Linked DNA regions of Homo sapiens: region 1 is linked to region 2. Evidence: chromatin contacts called from ENCODE Hi-C or POLR2A ChIA-PET data. All regions are on one chromosome and are shown on one strand. Each heading gives the region's core, a stretch centred on a gene start or an enhancer-like site at or near the end of the contact. The rest is flanking DNA. Distances are from core to core; before and after follow the strand shown.

What was found. A loop is a pair of places that touch in the nucleus more often than their neighbours do. ChIA-PET counts read pairs that join two places held with the same protein, here RNA polymerase II (POLR2A). Pooled maps may share reads with other maps.
Region 1: a pooled map shows a loop between it and region 2 (2.2-fold over the local background). The contact joins two enhancer-like sites. A Hi-C loop is called at or near these places in 4 of 50 pooled maps. POLR2A ChIA-PET finds 5 or more read pairs at or near these places in 5 of 52 experiments (T-cell, WTC11, activated CD4-positive, alpha-beta T cell and 2 more).

What each region holds. Positions count from the first base shown.
Region 1 is chr10:6,380,792-6,383,519 of GRCh38, forward strand. No RefSeq gene overlaps it. Among named protein-coding and RNA genes, the nearest start is that of LINC02656, 32 kb to the left of the region's middle. Within about 2 kb of position 1,440, at least 7 of the 41 ENCODE cell types and tissues checked have a DNase peak (open chromatin) inside an H3K27ac peak, as active enhancers do.
Region 2 is chr10:6,134,831-6,137,633 of GRCh38, forward strand. The region is part of intron 1 of LOC101928080 (a long non-coding RNA gene); the gene reads right to left. Among named protein-coding and RNA genes, the nearest start is that of MIR3155A, 16 kb to the right of the region's middle. RefSeq lists enhancers at 1-400, 1,743-2,042. Within about 2 kb of position 1,526, at least 3 of the 41 ENCODE cell types and tissues checked have a DNase peak (open chromatin) inside an H3K27ac peak, as active enhancers do.

The DNA.
Region 1 (2,728 bases), core at 190-2,689, 250 kb after region 2:
TTAACATTCAGATCTTCATTACTAATGCAAATTTCTGCAGCCAGCTTTAATTTCTCCTCAGAGAATGGGATTTTTGTTTCTATCACATTGTCAGCCTGAAAATTTTACAAACTTTAATGATCTGTTTCCCTTTTAAAATTGAATGCCTTTAACAGCATCCAAGTCACCTCTTGAATGCTTTGCTGCCTAGAAATAGAAATCTTCCACCAGATACCCTAAATCATCTCTCTCAAGTTCAAAGTTCCACAAATCTCTAGGGCTGGGGCAAAATGCTGTCAGTCTCTTTGCTAAAACGTAACAAGAGTTACCTTTGTTCCAATTCCCAACAAGTTCCTCATCTCCATCTGAGACCACCTCAGCCTGGATTTCACTGTCCATATCATTATCAGCATTTTGGTAAAAGCCATTCAGCAAGTCTCTAGGAAGTTCCAAACTGTCCCACATTTTTCTGTCTTCCTCTGAGTCCTCCAAACTGTTCCAACCTCTGCCTGTTACCCAGTTCCACATTTTTGTGTATCTTTTCAGCAGTGCCCCACTCTACTGGTACCAATTTACTGCATTAGTCTGTTTTCATGCTACTGATAAAGCCATATCTGAGACTGGGGAAAAAAAAGAGGTTTAATGGACTTATAGTTCCACATGGCTGGAGAGGCCTCACAATCGTGGCAGAAGGCAAGGAGGAGCAAGTCACATCTTACATGGATGGTGGCAGGCAAACAGAGAGAGATTGTGCAGGAACATGCCTCTTTATAAAACCATCAGATCTCATGAGACTAATTCACCATCACAAGAACAGCACGGGAAAGACCCGCCCCCATAACTCAGTTACCTCCCACCAGGTCCCTCCCACAACACGTGGGAATTCAAGATGAGATTTGGGTGGGGACACAGCCAAACCATATCACCATGTCTCTCCATGGACTGACTTGATGGACAATTCTTTGGAGGTGGATAACTGTGATTGTCCTGTAAACCATAAAGCAGAGAGGGCACCCCAAGGAAAGCCATGTTACCCAAGTAGATGCTGGACAAGTGTTAAATACATAGCTGCCTTCATTGTGGAAACAGGGGCAGGGATCTGAGGACTTCTATATCAAGACCTTTCCACTCCTCCACTAGTTTACTTCTCTGGGTCTACTGTCGACATTCATCTAAAATGCAACTCCAACAGAAATTGTGGGACAGGGATGTCCCATTCACCTGGAGAAAGGCTATACAAGGCAATACAATGGCCATTGCAGCAAAAAAATCAGGTGTCTAGAAACATATTAAGCCAGAATTAAGCTGTAGCTCTCTGCATAGTTTATGAGACACTTCTCTGAAGTGCAGCTGAAAATGATGGGTGTGTGTGTGTTTTAAATCTGAAGGCCCTCGGGAATGGCATGTACACAAATGTCAGTGTTTGTGGGCATGAAAGGGAAGGAAACCAGACATGGGGCTGGCGGAGAAGACTTAACAGCTGCAGCTGGCATGCTTTTGCTTTGTCTTTGATTCTTTCGATTCCTGTTTGGCTTTGGTCCCATGTTTTGGGCTGTGACTAAGCTTTCGTGTCTTTGGGGGCTAAGTAGACATCAAAACAAGAAACGCCACTCACTGTGCAAATGGATTTGCCCGAAATGCTGCTGAAGAAGACAGGTTGGCATCGGGCTGGTGCTTTTCTGCTTCTACTTAAATAGGAGAGGATTTGGTCAAACTTGGTCCTTGGGACAAGGAGCTGTTTTGGACAAACGGTTTACGGAAGGTGAGGCTGGGTATTTTAAGAAGGGAGGTGAGAAGTGAGAGACCTGGAATCTGGTCCTTGTAATCGGTCATCTTGCAACATGGACTTGACTGTTGTGGAAATGGTCTACACCTCAGTTTCCTTTTTACCACAAGCTCTTCCCTCCATCTCTGTCGACACATTTCCCTCCTCTTGCTCCAGCCTCTGCTTATTTCAGGGGCTCAGTTTTCTCAAGATGGCCCCATGAAACTTCCTTGCCACAGAATGCTTCTCTGGATGCTATATCAATCGATTACATGTTAGTATGAATTTAGCTAATACACTACCTCCACATGTGACTGTACACTCAAAGTATCCCAGCAGAGGCACTCTCCCAGGTGCAACAAGATGAAACAGTCAGTTTCGGGGTCTCTTATCATGTCCCTATATAAACACAGGTGTGGGAGGGAAATATTTTGAGATGACTGCATGGAACTCTGTATTCCTTTTCCATATAATGAGTATATTATTCTCCAGCGTCTCTCCATTGCTCAAAACCACGAATATCTCCTCTCTTGAAAAAGTGACAGTGTGAGGACTGGGAAGCTGAAATTTTAGCTCAGAAGTCTACAACTAGAACCAAGTTTCTAAAAATGTGCTGTGTTATATAATCCAGGAGGAGGCAATGGAAAAGTACCAGCTGGTGTGGGACTGGAGGCTTTCCTGCCTCTGACTCACTCAGGCAAAAGGTCTTGAATTAAGATGCTTCTCAGAAAATCCAAACAAAACCCATTCATTCTCCAAGGCTTCGCATTCGTTGTGGGAGTCAAAATGTAACCATGGGACTGAGATTGCCTGGGCACATTTGGGAAAGTTCACAAAGTTTGTTCTTGTGTCCCTCGAGGCCAGCTTCCAGGGCCTCCCCACTCCTTTCCAGATGCCCGATGCCATCCTGCCGTATCTATGGCACCACAGACAGCCCTATCGGGAAGATGGCCCAAATGGCTTTCCCCATCAAAACTTGACTTC
Region 2 (2,803 bases), core at 276-2,775:
AGTCCTTTAAGGCAGAGAGCTTTCTCCTGCAGGACCCAGAAGAAGACATCAGTGTTCAAAGCACGAGAAAGATCCAACCTGCCCTTGCCCCTGCGGAAGGAGGAGCCACGTGGCATGGAACGAGGGTGGCCTCTAGGAGTGACCCCGCTGACAGCCAGCGAGGAAATGGGGACCCTATTCCCACTCCACAGGAACTGAATTGTGCCCACAAGGAGGAGCTGGGAAGTGGAGTTTTCTCCAGAGGTTCCTGATGAGAACTCAGCTAGTCAGCACCTTGATCTCCGCTGGGCGAGGTCTGTGCAGAGCCACAGGCAGGCAGTGTGACTTCTAACCTTCAGAATCGGGAGCTAATGAAGGGGTGGGGCTTAAACCACAAAATTTCTGTGTGTGTGTGTGTGTGTTTTTTTGTTTTTTTAAAAAAAGAACACTACATAGCAATAGAAAGTAAACGAACATCCCCTGCATTAAATTGCACATGTATTGAAGTTCAGTAGATGTAAATTAGCACAGCTGTCTCTTCTTTCCTGAAAGCATTTTTTTTGTTTTGTTTTGTTTTAGAAACACAGTCTCACTCTGTTGCGCAGGCTGGAGTGCAGTGGTGCGATCTCAGCTCACGGCAACCTCCACCTCCCTGGTTCAAATGATTCTCCTGCCTCAGCCTCCTGAGTAGCTGGGACTACAGGCGTGTACCACCATGCCCGGCTAATTTTTGTATTTTTAGTAGAGATGGGGTTCCACCGTGTTAGCCAGGATGGTCTCGATCTCCTGACCTCTGGTGATCTGCCTGCCTTGGCCTCCCAAAGTGCTGGGATTACAGACATGAGCCACCATGCCGGCCCTGAAAGCATTTATTTTGAAACAATTTCAAACTGAAAAACACCTCTATCCTCTTCTCCCACACTGACCAATTGTTCCTCACCAGTTGTCTATGTATTTGCTAAATCATTCTGTGTGTGTGTATCATGTGCGAGTGCGTATTTTTTTTCTGAGCCATCTGAGCCCATTTACCCCTACAAAGAAAGAAATTCATTTATATAAGCACATAAAAAATTCAACCCTGATGAAATGTCTATTCTATAGACCTAATGTGAAGTATGAATATGCCCACTTTACAGACGGACAAACTAAGGTGGAAAAGTTACATGCCTTACCCAAAGCCACACAAATGGTAAGTGGCAAAACCAGGTTCCACCTTGAAATCCTGGGCTCTTTTCCTTGTGTTCTGTCCGTTTCAATTGGGGTCCAGTCGGAACAAGATAAACTACTCTGGGTGTTTCGAAGAGCTGAGATTTAATATAGGAAGCCCTGTAACTGTAGGAAGCCAAAGCTATTCCTTTGGGGGACTCAGAGAGGGGAATGGTGTCACCCAACAGCCCAAGAATGTACTCAGCACCCCAGCTCTCAAAGCTTCAGGAAGGGAGAGACCCCCTCCACCTCCTGCTGAGCAGGAGCCCAGGAGCCGCCCCCTGCACCCCGGGCTGACCTGCCAGAGCCTGAAGTCACCAGCTTCCCGTCACTGCTCAAGCGAAGTGGGGGTCTGAATTCACAGCTTCGCCATCAGCTATTGGGGGACCCGCACGAGTCATTTAGCCTGCGAATGCCTCATTCCTCTGTAAAATGGGGCATCTGGTTTAGATGAGCTGTAAGTTTCATTCCAGTTCTGAAATGACTAATTCTTCCCTCATTGTGTTCTTTGACTTTGAACAACTCATGCCTCTGTTTTGCGCCTCCTCTTTTTCAGTAGCCTCTTTAGATCCGATAGCAGTCCAAGGGGAGGCAAGGGAGCCTGGGGTGGTGGAGGACACCCGCGATGACCAACCCGTGTGCTTGCCACGGCTGGCTTCTGCTCCAAAGGCACCCTCTCCTCTTCTCCACACCCCATCCCCTCTTCTTTCTCTCTTGCTCCTCATCTGAGCTCCTTTCCTAGGTTGGGGAATTCCCCACCTTACAGACTTATTTTAGTTAGTTATTCATAACTAGGTATGTCTTACCATGGAGGCAGCAGTAGCTGCTGAAACCATCAGATACTTCCCCAGCCTTCCCTGCAGCTAAGGGGGTGAGGTTGAGACCTCCACGGGGGGAGCCAGAAGCTCCTGCCCAGCCTCTTAAGGTAACTCAAGAGACAAAGGAGCAGGCTCAAGAGGCGGTGCCCCCATGCGGATCTAGCGTCCTGAGTTTGCCAGAGCCGCCCTCTGATGTGAATTTGGCCAGAGTTCTGGCAGCTTTGGCTAGTTCTCCTGACTTTCTCCCAAACCTGTGAGCTACTCGATACCCTCCAATAAATTCCTCTCTGATTTAATCACCCAGAGTTGGATCCCTAGCTTGCAGCCAAAACTCCTGACTGACACACATGTTATCTCATGCAATGCTCACAGCCACCCTAGGGGCAGGTGTTATTATTGTCTCCATTTTACAGATGAGGAAACTGAGGCACAGTGAGGCCAAGGAGCTTGCATATGAAGTCACGTAGCTGTGAGGGGCGGCAGCCCCCAGATTATGTCACCAATGCAGCCTAAGACGTGGCAGAAAATGCTTCAGGGATGAGGCCAGGTGTGGTGGCTCACACCTGTAATCCCAGCACTTCAGGAGGCCAAGGCAGGCAGATCACTTGAGCCTAGGAGTTCAAGACCAGCTTGGACAACATGGTGAAACCCCGTCTCTACCAAAAATACAAAAAATTAGCTGGGTGTGATGGCACATACCTGTGATCCCAGGTATCTGGGAAGCTGAGATGGGAGGACTGCTTGAGCCCGGGAGGTTGAGGCCGCAGTGAACGGTGATCACGCCACTGCATTCATTCCAG